Linked DNA regions of Homo sapiens: region 2 is linked to region 1. A link is a loop called in an ENCODE intact Hi-C map of the cell type or tissue named here. Cell type or tissue: PC-9. All regions are shown on one strand. Each heading gives the region's core, and the rest is flanking DNA. Links, peaks and the distances in the headings are about the cores only. Region 1 holds the start of PDE2A-AS2 (PDE2A antisense RNA 2). Region 2 has its middle 48 kb from the start of CLPB.

Evidence for each region. Peaks named below come from ENCODE experiments on the same cell type or tissue, not always from the same donor. Only the 100,000 strongest peaks of a DNase experiment are listed, where the experiment ranks them.
Region 2: it touches region 1 in a loop (4-fold over the local background); 92 of 110 quality-filtered maps call a loop at or near these places.

The regions. Positions count from the first base shown.
Region 1 is chr11:72,582,112-72,590,111 of GRCh38, forward strand. PDE2A (phosphodiesterase 2A) reads right to left here. Exons shown (of 31, transcript NM_002599.5): 10 at 7,796-7,870; 11 at 7,640-7,681; 12 at 7,064-7,129; 13 at 6,673-6,803; 14 at 3,959-4,070; 15 at 3,443-3,482; 16 at 3,260-3,323; 17 at 2,761-2,833; 18 at 2,440-2,617; 19 at 2,090-2,202; 20 at 1,327-1,404; 21 at 333-455. It overlaps PDE2A-AS2 (PDE2A antisense RNA 2), which reads left to right and starts at 2,495. Exons shown (of 2, transcript XR_001748291.2): 1 at 2,495-2,945; 2 at 5,690-6,095. RefSeq lists enhancers at 2,178-2,701, 2,702-3,223 and silencers at 2,326-2,435, 3,666-3,765. In PC-9, for the core only: CTCF peaks have their summits at 3,759 (motif pointing right), 3,958 and 7,862 (motif pointing right); no DNase peak of the experiment used is centred there.
Region 2 is chr11:72,474,649-72,490,597 of GRCh38, forward strand. It overlaps the pseudogene ART2BP. Among named protein-coding and RNA genes, the nearest start is that of CLPB, 48 kb to the left of the region's middle. In PC-9, for the core only: a CTCF peak has its summit at 7,801 (motif pointing right); DNase peaks (open chromatin) are centred at 7,773 and 9,364.

The DNA of each region.
Region 1 (8,000 bases), core at 1-8,000:
TTTTTAGAGATCTAAGAACTAAGAACTCTTGAAACCAAGCCCACACAAAATGTTAGAAAAACAGGGTTGGGAGGGATGCAAACCCTGAGGTCACATGCCCTGGGCATGGTTGGTCCAAGAGCAGCCCTTGGGATCATCCAGTCCAGCCTCTAGCCCCTGGGCAGGCCCTATGGCTTCCTGATGGCAGACTACAAGCCCCTCCATCTCTGAGGGACCCTCCACAGCCTTCCTTGATGACTCTGTCTTCCCAGGAAGTTCTTGATGCGCATTTAACTTAAGCCTCTGGCTACATACCTTCGGCCTGGCCAGTCAAGTGGAGGAGAGCAACTCACCATGGACGTGTCATCCTCGGGCAGGGAACGAGGGGTATAGGTGAAACTTGCAAAATTGGAGTCAATGGCAGCCACAGGCTGGATCCCATCATGGAGAAGTTTGGTATACTCATCATCGGAGACCTAGAGGAGACCAGCCAGAGCATTAGAAGACAGCCTTCACCCCATCTGGTGTCTTCACCCTCAAATTCCCATGGCAGGTGGGGGATCCGTCACCCAGAATGTACCACAGTTGGGCCACCACGCTGTGGACTGTAACTGGGCAGGAAATCACCACCCTCCCCTCACAGCCCTGCAGCCCACCCCGCGCGCCTCCCTGCAGGTGACCACCCTTTATCTGTAACAGCATAACCTTGGCAAAGATCGACAACACCCCTTCATGACACCCCCTAACCATGGCAGCATTTCATACACAGTAACTGTAGCAGTCCTCCTTTTGTGGAGACCTTTCTACTCTCTAACCTTAACTCTTCCTACTACAGTTTTGATCCAACTCACAAGGTCTGGGCCTCTCTGGTTTGGACACAGGTGAGAGGAAATGTCCAAATGAACAGCGACTACCATATACATGGAACTAAGCCAGCTTTTGTGACCCAGGGTAGGGAATGGGATAGATTATCAGCAATTAAGACTGCCCAGGGCTGCATGGGCATTGTACCTAGGGAAGCCATGGGGACGGGTCCTGGGTGAGCTTCCTAGCCCTCAGTAATTCCCAAGATGGGAATTATTCCCTGAACATGGGGAATACCTGGCTGAACCAATTACTCCCTGGGCTGGTTCCTCTGGCTACTTCCAGCCTTGGGACTGAGCTCAGAAGCAGCTTGGAGGAGAGGTCTCTAAGCAGGGGTGGGAGCTGCCCCTAAGGAGGGCAGGAGGCCTGCTGTGGCTCTGGGCCTATCCTCTCATCCTCAGTAGAGATTGATCAGGAAGCCCTGCCTGGCCCTGGGTCCCCGGGGAATCTGGGAGGAGGACCAGAGGTCTCTGCAAGCCTCACCTTCATGTGGTACATCATCATCTCATTGGCCAGGTGGCTGCGATACTGAGCCTCATTCACTTTTTTGTATAGGAGAGACTAGGGGAAAGAGGGAAAGATGGGGCTCAAGGAAGGTGGCTGTGAAAATTTAGCAATGCCCAGGACTGGGATGAAGGGGTCAAAAAGACACCCCACTTCCTGTCCCATTCTGGCCCCAGTCAAAACCTTCAAGCTCCAGTCCACAGTAAAGACCCCACCCCCACTTTCATCCAGACCCCGCGCCGGTTCCTCCTCATCAAGTTCTCCCAGCATTTGGTCTGGCCCTTTGCACTCCCCCACACCTGATCCAGGCTTCAGTGATGGAGCCCAAGGCCCATGGCAGGGAAGGAGAAGCAAGGAGGGGATCATGTCAGGGACCTTGGGGCTGGATTCCCAGGCCAGAGCGCCAGTAGGCCTGGACACCGAGACCCAGCACTTCCAAAAAAGCACTCGGCTTGGGTTGAGACTGCTTCCAGGGAAGAGAGGAGGTTTTGACAACGGGAGTTTCTCATGGTCCCAGGAGGCTGAGTGGACAGGGCAGGAAATCGTATGCCCAATTTTTAGATGGGAAACTGAGCCCAGAGGTGGCCAGCGTGTCCTGAAGGCTGCACCCCAGCGGCGGGACTCTGAGTGCCAGACCAAGGGATCAATCCACAAGGAGAGTCAGTCGGAGGAGGAGAACCGAGGGTCCTTCGTGGGCCCCGCCCCCTATCACCCCACACCCCACTCCCAACCCCGCCCTCACATGGGCGATGCTGATGCCGCAGTAGATGGAGAAGGCCGTCGCCAGGTCCTCGTCGAACTTGCTGAACCATGGCCCATTGATCTTGTTCACCAGCTCGGCCACACCGATGACCTCTGGGGAAGGGAGAGGGGCAAGGAACCACCGGTGGAGGGAGGGATCGGTTGGAGGGAGGGATCCGGCCGGGACCTGCCCTCGCAGTTTCCGCAGGTTACGTACGTCCCAGGCATGGAACCCGACTCCCTTATGCTCCGGGACGCTGGAGGCGGTGGGGAAGTGTTGCCACCCCCGCTCGCTCGGACCCGCCCCGCCCGGCGCAGGCCCCGCCCCTCCGCCCGGGCCGCCACGCGCACCCTGGTTCTCGTTCTTGATGGGGAAGCAGAGGATGTTGCGCGTGCGGAAGCCGGTGCTGTCGTCCACGCCGCGGTAGAAAAGCGGATGGGCATATGCGTCAGGGATGTTCAGGATCTGGCCCGTGGTCGCCACGTGTCCCGCGATGCCCTGATCGGCCGGGATGCGGATCTCATAGCTCTGCCGGAGCAGAGATGGAGTCGAGAGGAAGAAGTTAGTGACCCGGCCACAGAGGGGACTGTTAAACCTCGGGCCGCTCCCCAGCGCCGCCGGCGGACTCCCGGACACCCCTAGGGCCACATACTCCCTCCACACCCTCTCACCTCATCATCCACCACGCCCCCGTCGAACACCTTGGCCACCAGCTCATTCTGATCCAGCAGGAACACAGAGCAGCTGTGGAGGGAGGGGTTTGGTCCTCTGGGGCCTGACAACCCCCTCTGATCGCCCTCACGTCCCATAAGGAGGCAAAGGCCGGATTTCCGAGGCCTGGGAGGAGTGCTCCAAGGTAAGACACTCTGCTCAGGGCTGGCTGGCTCCAGAAACGTGTCCATTCAAGTGTTTTGTTTTTTTTTTTTTTTGGAAGCACCTACTATGTGCCAGGCACTGTGATAGGAGCTGAGGATCCAAAGCCAGCCCTGTCCCTGCTGTATTGGAGCCTACAGTCTAGCGAGGGAGACAGGCATGAAATAAAGGATCCCTCAAAAGGTGATGAAGTCCCGCAGAAGGCAGAGAAAGGGAAGTGGGTGGGGCAGGAAAGGAGATGATGGGGACTGAAGGCCACAGCCTCTCTCGCCCTGTCCCCTGGGTAGAGTCACTCACATCTCTGCGTTGCTGAGGTTTCTGGCCTCCGTGATGATCTCCTGGAGCAGGACAGAGACGTCATCTGGGGAAGGGAGAAGACCAGGCAGGGTGAGACCAGGCTGCCAAGACCTCCCGCCTCTCCTCTGCAAATGCCAGCCCCCATGCCCACACACAGCCAGGCAGAGAGAACAGTGCACTCACCCAGGTGGGTGAAGAGGTTCTTTGCCACTTGGAGAAGAGCCTGGAATGAAGGAAATGGAGATCATAGGGGGGTCGGGGTGTAGGGGTCACCCTATCCAACCTCCTGCCTCCAACAGCACCCGGGTCTTCTCCTTCCTTCCCTAGGGCTCACTGGACAAGCCAGAAACTGTCAGTGTCTAATTATATCATTTGGCTACTAAGTGAAGGAGTGAGGGAATAGCCCCGGTGCAGGTGAGGAGTCTCCTGAGTGTCTCAGCCGCCTTCACGCCAGCTCTAGCTGCCTAGGTGTTGCTGTAGTGCCCAAATTGAACACTAGAGGGCGATCACATACAGTGCCTGCGGGCAGTGGCGCGGGTCCTGAACAACTGCAAGCCTTCAAGTTATGAGGTTATGGAGCCACCTGGGGAAGGGCTGCCACCAGTCCAGAAAGACATGGGCATTTCCCTTCTGAATGGCTCTCGGGGCTGAAAACTGAGCGAGTCGGTGCCCGAGAGAGGCTGAAGGCAGGTCACTCACCTGGCACTCACACTTGAGTTTCTGTTCCTTCTGGAAGGCCAGGGTGCTGGTGAGCACGGTGCTGGTGTAGTGGAAGCAGTGCTGGATCACATGCTCGTCCTCGTCGGTGAACCTGGAGGAGGGGGTGGGCTCACTCAGGAGGGAAGGGAAGACTGGCTTCTCTCCCCACTCTCCTTACTTCTGTTCCATCAGAAGCCCACAGGGGTACCCACCTGCCAACTATATAACCACTGCACAGGCCCTTGGAACAGCTTCCCACCCCCATGACCCTGCAGACTGGGGGCTGCCCAAGGGGAGGGCTCCAGTCCTCCTTAGATGCTTGAAACCAGAGCCATACCTCCCGTCTCTGATTTGGGATTTACCCAGCCCAAAGCTGGGTCTCCTCCCTCAGACTAGAGATTGCCTGGGCTCAAGCTGGTGTTCTGCTCTTCCCCAGGCACACCTCCAGCCTTGGGGAGGGGCGGTGGCACTGCCCTATCTTGTGCAGCTCCTGTCACTACCCCACTCTCCCTGGACTCCGCTGGCCCTGATTCGGTGCCTCCAGAAATCTTAGGGTGGTGGTGTGGAGAGGACTGCTTGCCCTGCTCATGGAGCTAGCTCTGGTGAGACAAGATAAGCCCCAAATCCTGCTCACGTCATTCAATCTGGCCACCAAATGATTTGTCACTGGGGAGCTGCATGGGGCTGGGTGGACCAATGGTGTGGGTCATGGGAAGAGCCTGCCTTAGCCCACATCACGCTGCCCTGAGGTGTCCCTGCCTAAGCCCTTCCCCACTTTTTGGCTGGCCTTGGTGCTCCACCCTGGTGGGGCATCCCCCATTCATGCTTGCCATCCAGTGATTCGGATCTAGATCCCATCCCCACCATCCTGGGTCTGTCTGCACACCTTTCTTACATTTGTGGTCCCTCAGCTAGCCCCACCCACCTGTCACCCCTCAACCCAGAACATCTCTCAGCTTCAGCCACACAAAGATCCTCATCATTCTGAGAAAACCTTGGGCTCTTTCACACCTTCATGCTTTTTTTTCTACACTGTTCCCTCGGCCTAGAATACCCTTCTCACTCTCTTCCCTCTATGCCCTGAAAATGAGCTTCGAGTCTTATGAAATGGGGCCATGACTATATCACCCATGCCCAGTGCAGAGCCTGGTACAGAGGAAACACTTCGGAGGTCTTTGCTAATGTCGTCAGTGTATCCTATCCCTGGCCTTGCCACCAGCCCCATCCCACTCACAGCTGAAGGGCTTCTGGAGCCCCTGTTCTCTGGCTACTTAGCTGTGTTTCAGGAAGCTTCTCTGTAGTCACTGCACTGAGCTGAGCCCCACCCTGGCTCATGCAGTCATTCAACACTCACTCCCTGAAATGCGTGGGACACAGAGATAGCCCTGCCCCTGCCCTGGGCCTCAAAGCTGCCACCAAGGCCCCATCCTTATTTCCTGCTGATACCACCTCTTCTCCAGCTCTGGGGCCATCCTAGAACCCAATCTCACAGCCAGCAGCAAGAAGTCATGGCCCCTGCTGGACCCCCATTCACTCTACCTTCCCTTCCCCAAAGGCCTTCCCAAGGCCATCTGGTCAGCACTGGGATGGCAACATTAAGTGCTCAATATTTGTTTGCTGAATGGCATAAATTCTCCCACCATTAGGATGCCCACAAGTTCCAAATGCCACCAATCCCACATTCTCCCTGCCTCAGCTGATTCTGCCTTGCCCCTATCTTTGTTTCTCCAGGCCCACCCAACTGTCAACACAGTTCCATGCTGGTAGGTTCTGCAGCTCAGACCTAGGACTCCTGGATCTCCACCCTACCCCAGCAGACCTCAGGCCCGGGCTCTGACACCTACCTAGTCCCAGGCTCTCTAGTGTCCACCTCCTGCAGGAGCTCCAGGCCCTGAAACCCAGCCTGTTTGCTTGGACTCCAGAGACCAGCATCCTATCAGCATCTCTTTGCATCAGGACTCAGCCCCTCATCTGTCTACTTCTCCCCACCTATGTGACACAGCACAAACTGCTCATCCTGCCAGCCCAAGTGTGAACCTGCACCCAGGACAGAAATGGCTCATCAGACGCAGCACTGTTTCTCCCTGAACTAAGATCCATTTGCAATAAAATTCAGGCACCTACTGCCTGTTTATGAGTTGGTGTAGGATATGAAATTTATTTATGACACCATTTCTAGACCCCAGGTTTGTCCTCAGTTCTCGAGATATCCTTTCCAACTAAGCCTCCAAGCCTGCTTTCCTGTCCACTGTGCCCTGCCCACAAAAAAAGAGATTTTTGTGTATCATTTTTATAGCTGCCCTGTCAGGGGCTCAAAAGATCCACAGCTTTTCCCAGTCCCCAAGCATATTCCCTTTAGCCACTGTCCACTGTGTTGATGATGCTTTGTGGGTCCCAGAGGGTTCATCCAACCCAGAGCACACCCACCCCTCCATCTAGCAGTTTATAGCAGTAATGCAAAAACAGGGATGGCAAGGGAGGGAACCCAATACCCCAAGAGCAGATTACCCAAACTTCAGGAAGCAGGAGAAGAGAAGAGGAACTAGCTTGGACCTCAACATGACTTTCATTCTCTTGCACTAACACACTGTTCAACCCACTGCTGCTGAGACAGTAGCCCCTGCCCAGTACCCATCCCACATTGTTACCCTCGTGGAGCCCTAGCCAGCCTCTCAGTGACATCTCCTGATCTGCATCATCCCACAAAGACTCACAAGTCTCCTTCTAGCTTGTTGAAGGCGCAGGCCAAGGCCACCACCTGGTCAGTGGCCCGGCTGATGACAGGGACACAGAGCATGGCCTGCAGCTCACAGCCCAACATGCTCTGCAGCTGTTGTACATCCTCCTGCAAAGGCGAGGCAAGTCAGGGCAGGGAAGCAGGGCGCAGTATGCTTCCCTCCTCCAGCCCTCCATCACATTTTGCAACAGGCAGTTCTAAGGGACTCATGCAAGGCTGGAAGCTCTGTGTCATGGAGATGGGACAGTAGAAAGTCCCCAGGTCTTATCTGCCCCATTCCTAGGCTGCTCTGTAACAGAGACCCTGGCTCTAGGGGCTGGCAGTGGGGTCTCCTCTTTCCCCTCTGGGTCAGCCAGGCCATGACTTACGGAGGTGAGGTCCTTCAGCTGGATGGACTTCTTGTCTTCCACCACCTGGCCCAGGCATCCTGTCAACTAGGGGGTGAGGAGAGACTGAGTCAGGGCCCAGTACTCCCCAGGTCAGGGGATCTCAACCTGTCCCCACCCTCAAATCTGGAAGTTTCAAAGAACCCTTCAGTCAGTCCAAATGGTGGACAGGGTCAGCATTGATGAGCAGAGATGGAGGGGAGTCTGGCAGAATTCGCTATAAAGGACTCTAGAGTCTTCCCTAACTACGAGAGAGATAAGCAGACTCCAAGGATTCTCGTCAACAGATTCTAGCAGATCCATATCCAGAAATACTCCAACAGAAGTGAACAGGTCCCAGGTAAGCCTTTCTGTAGATGCTAAGAGATTCTTCCTAATAGAGCCTGCTGATCACAGGTTGTGATCCCTGCAGCATTTCTAAGTAGTCCCAAGATCCAGATAATTCCATCGGATTCCAAGAGTCTAGAAGATCCAAATACTCCAGGCAGATCCCAGGAGTGTCTACCCGGCCTCAACCGCCCCTGCAGACTCCAACGAGAAGACAGACGCGGGACTCACGGGAAAGCTGACCTCTTCCCCGAGCACTTTGTCTCCGATGACCTGAGGAACGGAGTGCAGGGGGCTGGTTAAAGGAAAGGCAATGGATTTCCCCCTCGGAGACCCGAGTTCCTCGCCCAGCCCCGCCCCCGCTCTACAGTGGACCTGGGCCCTCACCTTGCAAGAAAGCTGGAGATTGTCCTCCGACACCAGCAGGAGGCAGCAGCGGGATGCCCGGGTCTCCTGCTGCAGCTGAGAGAGGGACAGGCAGGGCGAGGGGGTGACCGCGGATCCGGGTCACCCCACTCCCCACCTGCTCCCCTCTCCGGGGCTCTTCAGGCGGGTGGAGGAGAGAGGAAGGAAGGACATCGTAATTGGAACT
Region 2 (15,949 bases), core at 3,270-11,269, 100 kb before region 1:
ATGACCCTGGAAGGTTCAGAGGATGCTCCATTTACTGTGGTGCTGAGATATGTGGACCTGATGGGCACCCCAAAAAGCATTGCCAAATGTGATAGTGGGAGATGCTACCTGAGAACTGGTAATAGGTTGCAGGGACAGAAAGGCTATTAGAATGCTTTGACCTTCGAAGATCAGTAGTAGCAACTAATTGATGGTAGGGTTCTTAGAAATGAACAGATAGACAGTCTACCAAGATGTGGCTTTATCTATATTATTGAAAAATAGAAACCTGATTCAAGTCACCACAGTGGGAATTTACTGCCTCATACCCAATTATTAAACCTAAGACAGTTCGCAGGCCTATTGCTCATTGATTGAGAGAAAGGCTCAGTCCCTTTAAGGAAAGATCTTGCAATGTGGCAGTAAGTATATATTACAAACAAACTTTCCTCCAAGCCTCCCCTGGAAAGGCCTGCAGCCACTTACTAAAATGACTGTGCATTGGGAGAGAAAATACCCAAACCCTTTGGAAGCTATTATACACTGGTTCTGAGTGTGTACTAATCATTGGTGGTACAAAATGCCAACCTGGTCTTCTGGTCGGAACAAGGGCTTATGGAGGTCATGTGATACATGGATTCTTGGCCTCAGTCCATCACTGGACAGTGGGTCCAATGAATCTAGTTATTTCCCTTGTTCCTGCATATATAGTTAAAATAGACATACTTAGTCATTGACTGAACCCCTTCCATTGGCTGCATGATTCACCATTGTTTAGTGTCTCTCCTTCACCCACTCCTATGGCCTCTGTGGCTTCATGACATGGATGACCTGGAGAAGAGATACGTAGATGGGCCTCTTGGAATGGGCATAGAGTATGAAGGCAATCATGTCCCACAAAAATACCCAACAGAGGTCATCCACTGCAGATGAGTCACTCAGTGATCAGGTGGACAAGATGACTGGATGTGCAGATGTCAGTTGGCCTCCTTCCCCAGCCCCTCCAGTTGTTGCTCAATGGACCAGGTACAAAGTGTCAAGATGGAAGAGATGGAAGCTGCACACAAGCTTAACAACATCTATATCCTCTCACCAAAGCTTATTTGGCTACCACCACTAGTGAGTGCCCAGCTGCCAACTGCAGAAGCCAAGGATGAGTCCCCAGTATGGCACCATTCCCCAGAGAAACTAGCCAGGAATCTCTGGTGGTAACTGATTTAATAGGAACCCTTCCTTCATTGAGGACAGAAAGTGCTCTCATGGGAATAGATATGTTTCCAGAGTTTTTTTCCTTGTTCCTAATGCTTCTACCAGAACCATGTCATTTTTTTTTTTTTTTTTTGAGACAGGGTTTTGCTCTATCACCCAGGCTAGAGTGAAATGTTGTAATCATAGCTCACTGTAGCTTCCAATATGAGCCCTCCTGGCCTCAAGATATTCTCCCACCTTAGCCTCCAGAGTAGCGGGGACTACAGGCACATGCCACAATGCCTGGCTAACTTTTTAAATTTTTTATAGAGACAGGATCTTGCTGTGTTGCCCAGGCTGGTTCAAACTCCTTTCTTTTCATGGTTAGTGGTCAGAATGAGTAGAGACTAGCATTGAAGCTGGAAAAGCTGGAAAGCACGTGTGGATTGCCTCAAGCAATCCTCCTGCCTAGGCCTCTCACAGCCGTGGGATTACAGGCAGGAGCCACTGTACCCAGCCAAGAATGTCATCTTTACCAACATGGTATCCCATACATCTGACCAAGAGGCTAATTTTATAGTGGAAGAGGTGTGGCAACAGGCTCATACCATGAGATTTATGTTAACCTTAGGATATATGTTATCACCCAGAAACAGCTGGCTTGAGAGAATCACCTATGAAGGTCATGGTTACTGAGAGAATGACCTGCTGAAGGTCAGTTATGGTGCCAGCAGAAATACAGCACCCTAACAAATGGAAGAGCAGTACATTCTTTACATCAGCAACCAATATATGACATTATTTTCTCTACAGCAGGGACACACAAGCATAGAAAGGAGGAGGGTGGAGTAAGAGAGGCCCCTCTCATGAATGCATCTAATAATCCAGTTAAAGAATATTTGCTTCTTGTCCCCACTGTCTTATTCCTTGCAGGTTTAGAAGCCTTAGTTGCTAAGGGAGAAAATGCTTCCAATAGGGAACATAGTTGCAGACTCGTTAAGTTGGAAGCTAAGACTGCTCAGTTGCCATTTTGTTTTCCTCATGCCGCTGAGCCAATAGGCAGAGATGTGGGTTACTCTATCGGCTGGGATAACTAATTCTAATTATTAAGGGGAAAGTGAATTACTGGATGTTTTAGAACAACATAATTCCTAGAAACATTAAGGAGAAACTCTAATTTTTAGTCATCTTCAGTATATCAATTATTTTATTTTAAACTTTTTTTTGTGTGTGTGGAGACTGCGTCTTGCCATCTTGCCCAGGCTGGTCTCAAACTCCTGGCCTCAAGCTATCCTCCTGCTTCAGCCTCCCAAAGTGCTAAAATTACAGGCATGGACCACCATACCTGGCCCAGTTATTTTATTTTAAGTATGACTTGACAATCTAGGGACATGTGGTTTAACATGAAATGTGAGAAGTTGGAATTCTTTTCTAACCTTTGGTCTGGGGAAGGACCTTGAAAGGTTAGTCTAGCCTAGGGATAAAAGCAGAAAACTCAACCTTTTTATGGGTTACATGGGAAAGGTATCAGGGGAGTGGACAGGCTCAGTTTATGATCACTCTCTGAAATGACGAAGACTTCTCAAATAAAAGAAGTTCAAAAATGGAGTCACAGCTGGGCTTGGTGGCTCACGCCTCTAATTCCAATAACTGAAGAGGCTGAAGGAGGGCGGGTTGCTTGAGGCCCGGAGATTGAGGCCAGTTTGGGCAACATAGCAAAACCCCACCTCGCTTAAATCTCTCTTAAAAAAAAATTCCAGCCACTTAGCCAGGCTTGATGGTGCGTGCCTGTAGTTCCAGCTACTCAGAAGTCTGAGGTGGGAGGATTGCTTGAGCCCAGGAGTTCAAGGCTACCGTGAACCATGATCGGACCACTGCACTCCAGTCTGGGTGACAGAGCAAGACCCCGACTCTAAAAATAACAAAATAAAAATTTAAAAATGGAGTCAGATCAAGGAGAACTCAAAGACAGCAAAGAGGCTTACTACAGATACTCACTCTTATCCTGCTGGCCCTGTCGACCATTCTCAGGTTCTGCCGTGCTCCAGATTCTGGCAGAATTAGGTCAGACGGCGGTGGAATATAGGACTGCAGACTTAAAGATGATAATAACATTCCATCGTTTAATAAAAATAGCTCCATGCTGGAAGAAATGGAAAACACGCACCATTGAGAAATTTTCTGTTGGAACTTACCTAAGATGGAAGGTGTCCAGGATGCAGACGTAAATGCAAGTCTGGAGTTCTGGACCCTACACTGGTGGTTGATGGTCGTTAGCACAGAAATAAGGCAACAACAATGAAGTTAGTGCTCAGGCCTCACTTTCACGGTCTTATGTGAAGTCTTTGTTCAACTACTAGATGACATCAATTTTAGACATGACAGATCACCTTTTGACTCCAATTTGGTGGCTAATAGTACAGGTAATATTTACTACCTCTGGACCCTCATCCTACTGACAGCTACTCCTTCATATTTTATAAAACAAGAAGACCCTGGAGTGGAGCTATGATGAGGGTCTGTTAGAGATGGTGGATTATAAATAAGAATCACAATTTTTCAGCCAGGCACGGTGGCTCACACCTGTAATCCCAGCACTTTGAGAGGCTGAAGTGGGTGGATCCTTTGAGCTCCGGATTTAAGACCAGCCTGGGCAACATGGCAAAACCCGTTGCTACCAAAAATACAAAAATTAGCTGGGCGTGGTGGCACGCCTGTGGTCTCAGCTACATGGGACACTGAGGCAGGAGGATTGATTGAGCCCGGGAGGTTGAGGCTGCAGTGAGCTGAGATCACACCACTGCACTCCAGCCTGGGCAACAGAGCAAGACCCTGTCTCAAATTAAAAAAACAAAAAAGAGAGAGAGAAACTGAAAGCAAACAAAAAATTTAAAACTGAATGTGAAAGGGCAGAGGGGAAACAAACAAACCAAACCAAAATAAACAATTCAACGATTTCCACAGAACAGCTCTAGTGGCCTGTACTGGGTATACAGTGCCAGGGTTATTAGCAGGACTGTAAGAGAATTCCTCCAAATTTTACAAAACTTTCAGTTTAAAGCTTTCTCTTATTATTTGACAAGAGCTCTTCAACTTCTCACTACAGGGCAGTGTTACATCATTTATAGAGGCTGTTGCACCAAGTTTCATTACCATGGGAGAGGCAATGCAATTTTGGCCAATTTTCCTTGTATTTTTTTCCCTCAACAAATAGCTACTCATACACACCATATTTTAATAGAAAGCCTCAGTCCTTGTCATCAGAACCTTCTTAGAAGTTTCTATTAGAGATATGCTTTTGGCCCACGTGAAGATGAAGTGCTGATTCCAAGCTCTAAGGTGTTTCAGAATGTCACCCTTAAAAACAATAATAATGTTAACTTTGAAAAAATAAAGCCAGTAATTTCTACTGCTTCTCAGTTCAAGTGAGTCTGGGTCTGCTGATGTCCTGGAATAGGGAGCAGGGCACCGGCACAGAGCCATGAGGCAATTTAGCAGTCCAGTAAAGCTCCCAACCTCTGCTATGCAGAAAGGCCAGAAGGATCTGTTGGGCACCAGGCAGAACGAGTTATGAAAACTACTGCCACGTTGGGGGACACATCAGAGGGCCAGGAGAATGGGCAGACCTGGTTCCGGGCAGAAGGCTGTGGCTGCTGCAGAAATTGGGGCAAGAGATGAGGGTGCCTGAACTCAGCAGGTGGCCATGGTGATGGAGGCAGGCTTGGGAACTGGTGCTCTCTATGAGGTGCTCTAGGAGGTAGAGAGTGGAAGCTGGGCAGACTGAGAGGGGTGGTCAGAAAACAGATTGATGGGCCTTGAGATTTCAAAGGTGGAGTAATTTCAAGTTCTGATTAGATTGTAGAATACGTCCATGGAAGTTTGTTCTAAAATTTCTCTGGAAAATATAGGAGCATTCCATACACAGAAAAACAAAAACTTAAGGTGTGATTCCAGGGGAACTTTGAGCTTTCGAAAGGAACTTTTGTAGGCTTGCAAAATTCCTATCGGGCCTTACTGGAAACAGGATGGTCAGGTAAATAGGCCAGCAGAGGAAAGATGCCACCTCACATCTGGAGCAAATGATTCCCACCAGATCCTGGTAGCTTCACCAAGAGTAAGTACACCAGTCAACCTGTGAGTAGAACACATATTTTGCAAAGCCATGTTGGGTGGAGAATGTCACAAAAAATAGCGTTTCCAGAGCCAGAGATACTTTCAGGGGTGGAGAAAGACAAGCACAGAGGGTTCCCCTAATGGCCAGAGGACCGCCAGGCCCAGATAGGAAAGGTCTTTCTCACATAAGGAGCAGCACCCGGGGTGCCAAGGTCATTCAGAGCTGAGGACTTGCAGCCCTAAGCACAAAGGCCTACAGGTGGAGGAACTGAGTTGTTCATCAGGCTTGACAGCTGCAGCAGTTTGAGACTTTCTTGGGTTGGAATTTCCAGTGGAGAGGAAAGGAACTAAAAGATAATATCCTTGGAATCTTTGGAGTGTCACAGGAATTCCCGGTGGTGAGAGTGGATTTCATATGAGAATGTAGAGGAGTGGGCCCGAAAGTCCCTCTGTCTGGTTTGTTTTTGATTTTTTTATTATTATTATTATAGAGACAGGGTTTCACTATGTTGCCTAGGCTGGTCTTGAACTCCTGACCTCAAGTAATTCCCCTTCCTTGGCTTCCCAAAGTGCTGTGATTACAGGTGTGAGCCACCAGGCCAGGCCTGGTTTATTGTCAGAAGGGTGGAGCTGGAAAGGTCTCATATGTCCATGTTCTGAGACATTTCTTCCCTTCACAGACACAAGAGAAGGCCTTGTGCTCCTGGTTCTCCTGCCTGATCTCCTGGTCTTGTTGCTTCCCACTAAGTGGAGCCCTTAACCTGCTTTCTGACTGCACATTTTCTATAGCGTAGAGCAGATATTAAAGGAAGGGTAAGGATCTGACTGCTTCCCAAGTTTGTTATAGCAAATACTAGGAAGCACGAGAAGTGGAATCTTTTCCTTGGTTCACAGTTACTGCTTTTTTTCTGCAAGGAAATCCAAAGGATCTCCTAATTGAATTCTAAGATTGTGTGACCTATTTCGAGATTTTTTTTTTTTTTTTTTTTTTTTGAGATGGAGTCTCGCTCTGTCGCCCAGGCTAGAGTGCAGTGGCACGATCTGGCTCACTGCAAGCTCCGCCTCCCGGGTGCAGGCCATTCTCCTGCATCAGCCTCCCAAGTAGCTGAGACTACAGGCACCCGCCACCATGCCTGCCTAATTTTTTTGTATTTTTTAGTAGAGACGGGGTTTCACCGTGTTAGCCAGGATGGTCTCGATCTCCTAACCTCATGATCCACCCACCTCGGCCTCCCAAAGTGCTGGGATTACAGGTGTAAGCCACTGCATCCTGCCCCCCTCCTTTTTTTTTTTTTTTGTGACAGAGTCTTATTCTGTCACCCAGGCTGGATAGCAGTGGCACAAACATGGTTCACAGCATCTTTGACCTCCTGGGCTCAGGTGATCCTCTCGCCTCAGCCTTTTGAGTAGGTGGACTACAGGTGTGTGCCAACATGCCTGGCTAATTAAAAAAATTTTTTTTTTGGAGATAGGGTCTCTATGCTGCCCAGGCTGGTCTCGACCTCCTGGGCTCAAGGAGTCTTCCTGCCTTGGCCTCCCAAAGTGCTGGGGTTACAGGTGTGAGCCACTGCGCCAGGCCTACTTTGAGAATTTCTAGTTAACATGACTTGTATTCTGTGTTTAAGTCCTTCAGTGTGATTAATAACCACGTACACTGTCAGCAATAGTTTAAATATATGTATTGTGATCATAAATGTTGTAAGTTGAAGAAATAAATGATCTGTAATAATGTTTCCCCTTCCTTGACTTGAGAGAATTCCATAGGCTGTGCTAGCTCCTGGCTAGGATTGTCCTCAGACCTACCTGATCCTTGAACTGGACACAGTAGTGATAGCTCATGTGACAGGTTTTTCACAGCTTTTCTTGATGCAGTGAATGCCCAGGTTAGACTGTCTAGACCAGGTTATTTTGACCTTGGCACTTTGGCATTTTGGATTAGATAATTCTTTTTTTTTTTTCCTTTTTGTGGAGAACAGGGTCTCACTATATTGTTCAGGCAGGTCTTGAACTCCTGGGCTCAAGCTATCCTCCCGCCTCTGCCTCCCTAAGAGCTGGGATTATAGGCGTGAGCCACTGTGCCCAGTGGGACTGGATTATTCTTTATCGAGGGGCTGTCATGTGCATTGTAGGATATTTGGCAGCATCCTTGGTCTATCCCCACTAGACTGCAATAGCATTCCTCCTTCCAAGTTGTGACAACCAAAAATGTCTCCAGACATTGCCAGATGTCCCCTTTTTGGCAAAATCACCCCTACTTAAGAACCACTATTTTAGACAAATCCATCTTCCTTCCCCACTGGATATATAATTGATCACAAAGTCTGTTGAATCCACATTCTTGAATTATCTTTCAAATCCATTTCCTCTTCTCTGTCGCCAGTGTTCCCAGTTTTCCAAGGGAATGCACAAGGCTCTTCTTAAGGTTTGGACGGAGTCCAGGTTTGGAAGAGTAACCCTGGAGCAAGGTATTAGCCAAGGCTGGGATTACAGTAGCCCATGCTGGCCACTGGGTGGTGTCAGTACAGCACCAAACCTGGAACCAAGAGGCGCGCTCAGAGCCAGGACCCTGCATTGCCCTAGAAGCAGCCGGACATGACACCACCCAGGCTAAGTCAGTAACATTTGGCACCATCTATCTACAGAGTGCCTACTGTGCACTGGGCACTCCAGAAGGTGCTTTACCCATAATAATAAGAAGCATAGTTAACCGTTATTGAACATTTCCTCCATGCTAGACCCTGGGTTCTGTGCTTTGCGTGGATTATATTCTTGAATTCTCACAACAATCCTAAGAAATAGGCAAGGCATATTTTGCCGGGCGCTGTGGCTCATGCCCGTAATCCCAGCACTTTGGGAGGGTGAGGCGGGCGGATCACGAGGTCAGGAGATCGAGACCATCCTGGCTAACATAGTGAAACCCCATCTCTACTAAAAATACAAAAAAATTAGCCGGGCGTGGTGGCAGGTGCCTGTAGTCCCAGCTACTCGGGAGGCTGAGGCAGGAGAATGGCGTGAACCCGGGAGGCAGAGCTTGCAGTGAGCCAAGATTGCGCCACTGCACCCCCAGCCTGGGTGACAGAACGAGACTCCCTTTCAAAAAAAAAAAAAAGAAACAGGCAAGTTCATTTATTTATTATCTCATTTCACAGATAAGAAAACAGAGGTACAGAGAAGTTAAGAAACTGGAAAAAAATCATATTTAATTCTTTCAAAAACGTTCAATAAATTCATTTAACTATTGGACATCTACTGTGTGCCATGTACTCTTGTAGATATGAGGGGTTTTTTTTTGTTTGTTTGTTTTTTTGAGACTGAGTCTCACTCTGTCACCAGGCTGGAGTGCAGTGGCGTGGTCTCGGTTCACTGCAACCTCCGCCTCCCTGGTTCTAGCGATTCTCCTGCCTCAGCCTCCCGAGTAGCTGGGACTACAGGCGCAGCCACCACGCCCGGCTAATTTTTTGTATTTTTAGTAGAGATGGGGTTTCGCCATGTGAGCCAGGATGGTCTCGATCTTTTGACCTCGTGATCCACCTGCCTTAGCCTCCCAAAGTGGTGGGATTACAGGAGTGAGCCATCACGCCCGGCCACGAAGTGATATTTTTAACCCCATATTATATGAGAGGAAGTAGATCTCAGAACATGAGTGTTATAGTCCAGGTTTGCACAGCTTGCTGAGTCAGTATTTTAACTCAGGGCTATGTGTCTGATTCCAGCACCTCCCTCTGCACCCGTATTAGAACACATTGAGAAGGCTCCCCAAGCCATGCCTCCTGTTGGCCTATCTCTCGCTGATCTGCTCCACAGTGGAACCCTCACATGCATCTACATGTTTCAGACAAGGCTCTGGGCACCCAAAGATTAACAAGACAGACCCAGAGCTTGCTTTCATAGAGCCCACAGTTAGGGGGTGCTCAGGGAAGACAGCTGTTCAAACAACTCATTCCAGAAGTTGTTATGTACAATTGTGCTGACTGCTAGAAAGGAAAAGCACGGGACAGGAAGTTGTGAAATAGTTTCAGGGAAGCCATACTTGTGTAGGAAGTCAGGTCGAACTTCATGGGAAAGGGGAATTTAGGCTGAGAGTTCAAAATTGAATAGCAGTTGATTGAGCAGTGAGTCATGGAGGAACTGTCTATACTAGAAATGAAAAGGCTTTGAGGCTGGGAAAGAACTTGGCCCTAATGGTCAGAAGGGTGAAGGGCAGTGAGCAAGGGATAAATAATAAAAATCATAATTCATAGAGGTAAGTGCAACTAATGTTTCCACGTGTCTTATTCTAACCAATTCTGGTTAAGAATATGGGTTCTGGAGCCAGACAGGCTGGGTTTGAATCCTAGCTCCACCATATTGGTTGTATGGCACTGGGCAAGTTCCACCTTCTCTGTGTCTCTATTTCATCATCTGTAAAATGGGAGCAAAATTGTCCCTATCTTTTCAGGCTGCTGTGAGAATTAAATGAGTTAATATACGTAAAGCACTTAGTAAAGCACCTGGCACATGGTAAGTGCTATTTTTTATTACTACTCTTATACAGTTTGATACATAGAAATTTACATTCGATACATACAAATTTATATTCTACTCTCGTTGTTTTACAAGAAAGCATCTCCCCATGTGGTTAAAAACTTCTTTGTAAATGCACACTGTGTATGATTACATATGTTTGTAAGAGCATGGAGGAAAGCTAAATGCCTCTCAGAGTGGTAACGTGGTTACTTCAAAGAGAAGAGGGTGGGAGGACTTCATCCACTTTTTCTTTATGCAACTCTTTATTGCTCCTCTGGGAACAAAAAAAAAGAGAAAAAACCACCTAAAGAATAGAACAGAGAGCCCAGAAACAGACCCACACATATATTTATGTGTGGGATTCATGACAAAGGTTCCATTCCAATTTATCAGTTATTTAAATAAATGGGTTGATGGGATAACTAAGCTGAAAAATTGAACCTTGACTCCTTCCTCGCAACTACCAGAAATTAATTTAGAATGGATCGTAGACTTAAATGTGGAAGCTAAAATAAAGCAATCAAGCCTCTAGGAGAATATGGGTGGAAAAGAGTTCCTAGACAGAACATAAGATTGATAAATTGGATTTTACCAAAATTAAGAACTTCTGTTCACCAAAAGACACCATTAAGAGAGCAAAAAGGGGCCAGGTATGGTGGCTCACGCCTGTAATCCTAGCACTTTGGGAGGCTAAGGTGGGTAGATCACCTAAGGTCAAGAGTTCGAGACCACCCTGGCCAACATGGAGATACCCCATCTCTATTAAAAACACAAAAATTAGCCAGGCATGTGGTGCATGCCTGTAATCCCAGCTACTCGGGAGGCTGAGGTGGGAGAATTGCTTGAATCCAGGAGGTGGATGTTGCAGTGAGCTGAGATCATACCACTGCACTCCAGCCTGGGAAACAGTGAGTCTGTTTCAAAAAAAAAAAAAAAAAGCGAAAAGGCAACTCATAGACTGGGAGCAAATATTTGCAGTACATATATCTGACAAAGGAATCATACTAGATATTTAAATAATATGTATGAAATATCATATGTAATATTCACGACATCAGTAGGAATATATATAAATATAGCATACATGTGAAAAATTAAACAGCAATGAGAATAGTGAACTACTAACATGATACATGAAAAATATGGATGAATCTCAAAGACAATGTTAAATGAAAGAAGCCAGACATACAAAAAGTGTATATTATGTGATTCCATTTATATGACATTTTAAAATAGGATAAACTAATATATGGTGGTAGAGATCAGAATAGCAGTTACTGTTGGAGTGGGTACTGATTAGTAGGAGGCACAAGGATGTCTTTTGGGGTGCCAGAAATGTTCTGTATTTTTTTGGTGGAGGGTGATGGAGTTTTGCCCTTTTTGCCCAGGCTGGAGTGCAATGGTGCAATCTCGGCTCACTGCAACCTCTGCCTCCCGGGTTCAAGCAATTCTCCTGCCTCAGTCTCCTGAGTAGCCGGGACTACAGGCACACACCAACATGCCCAGCTAATTTTTGTATTTTTAGTAGAAATGGGTTTTCACCATGTTGGCCAGGCTGGTCTCAAACTCCTGGCCTCCCAAAGTGCTGGGATTACAGGCGTGAGTCACCAGGCTTTGCCAACGTTCTGCATCTTGATCTGGGTGATAGTTCCACAGGTGCACACATAAGTAAAACGTTATTAACCTTAGGATTTCTACACTTTGCTGATGTAAGTTGTATTTCAATAAAAAGCCTTTTTGTTTTGAGGCGGAGTCTCGCTCTGTCGCCTAGCCTGGAGTGCAGTGGTGCGATCTTGGCTCACTGCGAGATCTGCCTCCCGGGTTCACGCCATTCTCCTGCCTCAGCTTCCCAAGTAGCTCGGACTACAGGCGCCTGCCACCACGCCCAGCTAATTTTTTTTGTATTTTTAGTACAGACGGGGTTTTACTGTGTTAGCCAGGATGGTCTCGATCTCCTGACCTTGTGATCTGCCCACCTCGGCCTCCCAAAGTGGTGAGATTACAAGCGTGAGCCATTGCGCCCAGCCTAAAAAGTCTTTTTAAAGTCTTAGAAATAAAATTCAAAGGTGAATAATTTAGTGTAAATCATAATTAACCACACAAAGAAATAAGGTATCATGGGCAAGGACTAGTAGAAATGAAAACAGAGAGATTCAGAAGACAAAAAATCCAGTAATGGAATTATCAGAGTTTATATAATAACATGCTCCATAAGTATAAATAAACGACAGAAATGCTTGAGAAGCATGTGTAGGAAATGAGAAACTATAAAGAATTGCAAAGCAGACTTGAAAAAGAGAAAAATAGACTTTCTAGACATAAAGTCATAAAATAATTATAATTGAAAACTCAGTATATAGAACTCCCTTTTCCCTGAAGATGAAATAGGTGTACTTTTCCCTATTCTTCCTGCCAAGTACAGCTAAAGTCCCTGTACATTATATGTAAAATAAACATTAGACTTTGGAAGATGTGCAGAAGAAGGGAGACCAGATAGGGACTTTGGGACTGAAGGAGTGACACAGTAATGAGTTCTCTACATTTTCTTCCTGCCTCATATATCCCAGACTTGGAAGTGAAGAAGCGAGCAGTTTGCAAATGCCAACATGCACAGACAAGGAAAGGCCCAACAAAGGCTTGCTCTTTCCAGCCAGAAGACCAGGAAAGGAGAACGCAGAAAGACAGAAAACTTCTAAACAGTAACTGCTATACTCTAGCCAAACACCAAAGAAAAACTGTGATTCCTCCACCACCCATGTCTGCAAAGGCCAAGTGGGGAGTGTAGATTTACACTACTCGACACTAATGAAGCACCCCAACCCCTGCGGGGTAATGTCAGAGAAGACTGAGTAGGGAGCTGGGACTCTCATCCCTGCTAGATAGTAACAAGTTTCCCTCCCCACTGCAGTGTCAGTGAGGACCACGTTGGGAGTCATACCTGGCAGTCATGAGGAGCTCTTCTCCTTATGTGTCAATGGAGGCTGGGTGGAGAACTTGCACTTCTAGCCCTGACTGGTAATAATCAGGTGGTGCCACCCTGTTATCCCCTGCTGGAGTGGTTATTTAAAAAACAGCTAAAACAGATAATTTAAATACAATTCAGATTCTTATAACATAATATCTAAAATGTACAGGTTTAATAGAAAGCCACTTGCTGTACTATGTTAGTCTGCTCAGGCAGCCGTAACAAAATACTATAGACTGGATGGTATTTATTTATTTCTCAGAGTTCTGGAGGCTGAAAAGTCTCCAGATCAAGGTGCCAGCCCAATCAGTTCCTAGTGAGGGCTGTCTTCCTGGCTTTCAGACGACAGCCTTCTCACTCGGTCCTCATGTGGCCTTTCCTCTCTGCTCACAAGAGGAAACAGACAGCAAGTTCTCTGCTGTCTCTTGTTATAAGGGCACTAATCTCATCAGACAAAGGGCCCATCCTCATGACTACATCTAACCCTAATTATCTCCCAAAGGCCCCATTTTAAAATACCAGCACATTGGGGGTTAGGGGTTCAACATGTTAATTTGTAGGACTCAAACATTTAGTCCATGACACAAACCAAAAACCAGAAAGATCCTAAACTTAATCAAAATGGACAATGCATAGATGCCATCAGCAAGATGACAGAAATGTCAGAATTATCTGATAAAGATTTTAAAGCAGTATTGTAAAAATCACTTAATGAGAAATTATGAACACACTTGAAACAAATGAAAAAATGGACTGTCTAAGCAGACAGATAAAAGGGGAAGGAACAAATGGAAATTTTAAAATGGAAAAGTACAATGACTGAAATAAAAACACTCAGTGGATAGACTCAACAACAGAATAGAGGAGACAGAAAAAAAACCAGTGAACTGGAAAATAGAACATCAAAAATTGCCCAATTGTAACAACAGTGAGAAAATAGACTGAAAAAAACATTAACATGGCCTTAGAGACCTGTGAGACCCTAGCAAAAGATGGAACATTGCTGTCATACAGCCCCAGGAGAGGAGAAAGAGAGTGAGGCTAAAATGGTATTGAAGACATAATGGCTGAAAATTCCCCGAATTTGGCAAGAGACATAAACCTACAGAGTTAAAAAGCTGAGAAAAACCCACACAGGATAAATCTAAAGAAATCCACATCATGGCACATTAAAGCCAAATTTCTGAAAACTGAAGACAAAGAAAAAATCTTGCAAGGTACAGTGGCTCATGCCTGTAATCTCAGCACTTAGGGAGGCCAAGGTGGGAGGACGGCTTGAGACCAAGAGTTTGAGACCAGCCTGGGCAGCATAGCGAGACCCTGTCTCAATTTAAAAAAGAATATATATATAAAATATATATGTGTGTGTGTGTGTGTGTATGAATAAAAAAAGTAAAAACAATCTTGAAAGCAGCAAGAGAGAAATAACATCTTGTATATAGGGCAAAAATAATTCAAATGACTGCCAATTTCTCATCAGAAACAATGGAGGCCAGAAGAAAATGGCACAACCTTTTTCAAGTGCTGAAAGAAAAGAACTGTTGACCTAGAATCTTATATCCAGTGAAAATATCATTCAGGAATGAAGTAGAAATCAAGACATTTATGAACAAAGGAAAATAAAGGAAGCAAAGGAGAATTTGTTTCCCGTAGACCACTAAAAGAACAGTTAAAAGAAGTTCTCTAAACGTAAAGGAAACAATAAAAGAGGAAATCGTATAACATCAAAATGGAAGAATAAATGTGGTATGGGAAAATTTGGGCAAATAAATACAAACACTTATTCTCCTTTTGAATTTTCTAAAGTGTGTTAGATAGTTGCAGCGAAAATTGTAACACTGCCTGATACGGTCCTAAATGCAGAGAAAGGAAATTTTTAAGACAATTGTATCATAAATGGGGGATTAAATGAATTTAAAGGGAGGTAAGATTTCCAGTTTCATTCAAACTAGTGAATGATAACCTAGTAGACCGTGATAATGTACATATGTATAATATCTACAGCAATAACTTAAAAAGCCATACAAAGACATACAGTAAAAATACTACAGACAAATAAAAACAGAGCTCTAAAAAATGTTCAAGTAACACACAGGAAAGCAGGAAAAACAAAACAGAGAGAAAAAATAGAAAACAAGAAACAAAATAGCAGAATGAAGCCTTAACATACCAAGAAATGCATTAAATGTAAATGATTTAACTCACAAATCACCACTAAAGAACTTGTTCATGTAACCAAATACCACCTGTTCCCCAAAAACCTATGGAAATAAAAAAAATATTATTAAAAATAAATAAGTACATTTCACCAAAAATGTAAATGATTTAAATATAGCAATTAAAATACAGAAATTGGCAGACTAAATTAAGAAACATGACCTAACTATATGTTACCTACAAAAACTTCACTTCAAATATAAAACACAGGCAGGTTGAAAATGAAAGGATGGGAAAAAGAGATAGCATGAAAACACTTATCAAAAGAAAGTAGGAATAACTACTAATATCAGATAAAGATGACCTCAGAGCAAAGAAAATTACCAGAGACTGAGAGGAACGGGGTACCCTACAACACGGCTGATCAGTATTTTTCAATGCTCGCAAGATAATCAAAAAACAAAGACAGTCTGAGAAACTGTCACAGCCAACAGGAGCCTAAGAAGCTATGACAACTAAATGTATTGTGATATTCTGGGTGGGATCCTGAAACAGGAAAAGGTCATCAGGTAAAAATTACTGAAATCTGAATAAACTATGGACTTTAGTTCACAATCATGTATCAATATTGGTTCATTAATTGTGGCAAATGTATCATACTAACAAAGATGTTCATAATAAGACAACTTTTGTGCAGAGGACGTGTGGGAACTCTTTGTACTATCTGCTCAATTTTTCTGTAAATCAAAAACTGTTATATTTAAAAAAAAAGTATTTGGCTGGGCACAGGGGCTCACATCTGTAATCCCAGCACTTTGGGAGGCTGAGGCAGGCAAATCACTTGAGGTTGGGAGTTCGAGACCAGCCCGGCCAACATGGTGAAACCCAGTCTCTACTAAAAATACAAAAAATTAGCCAGGCGTGGTGGGGCATGCCTGTGATCCCAGCTACTTGGGAGGCTGAGGCACGAGAATCACTTGAACCCAGGAGGCGGAAGTTGCAGTGAGCCGAGATCTAGCCACTACACTCCAGCCTGGGCAA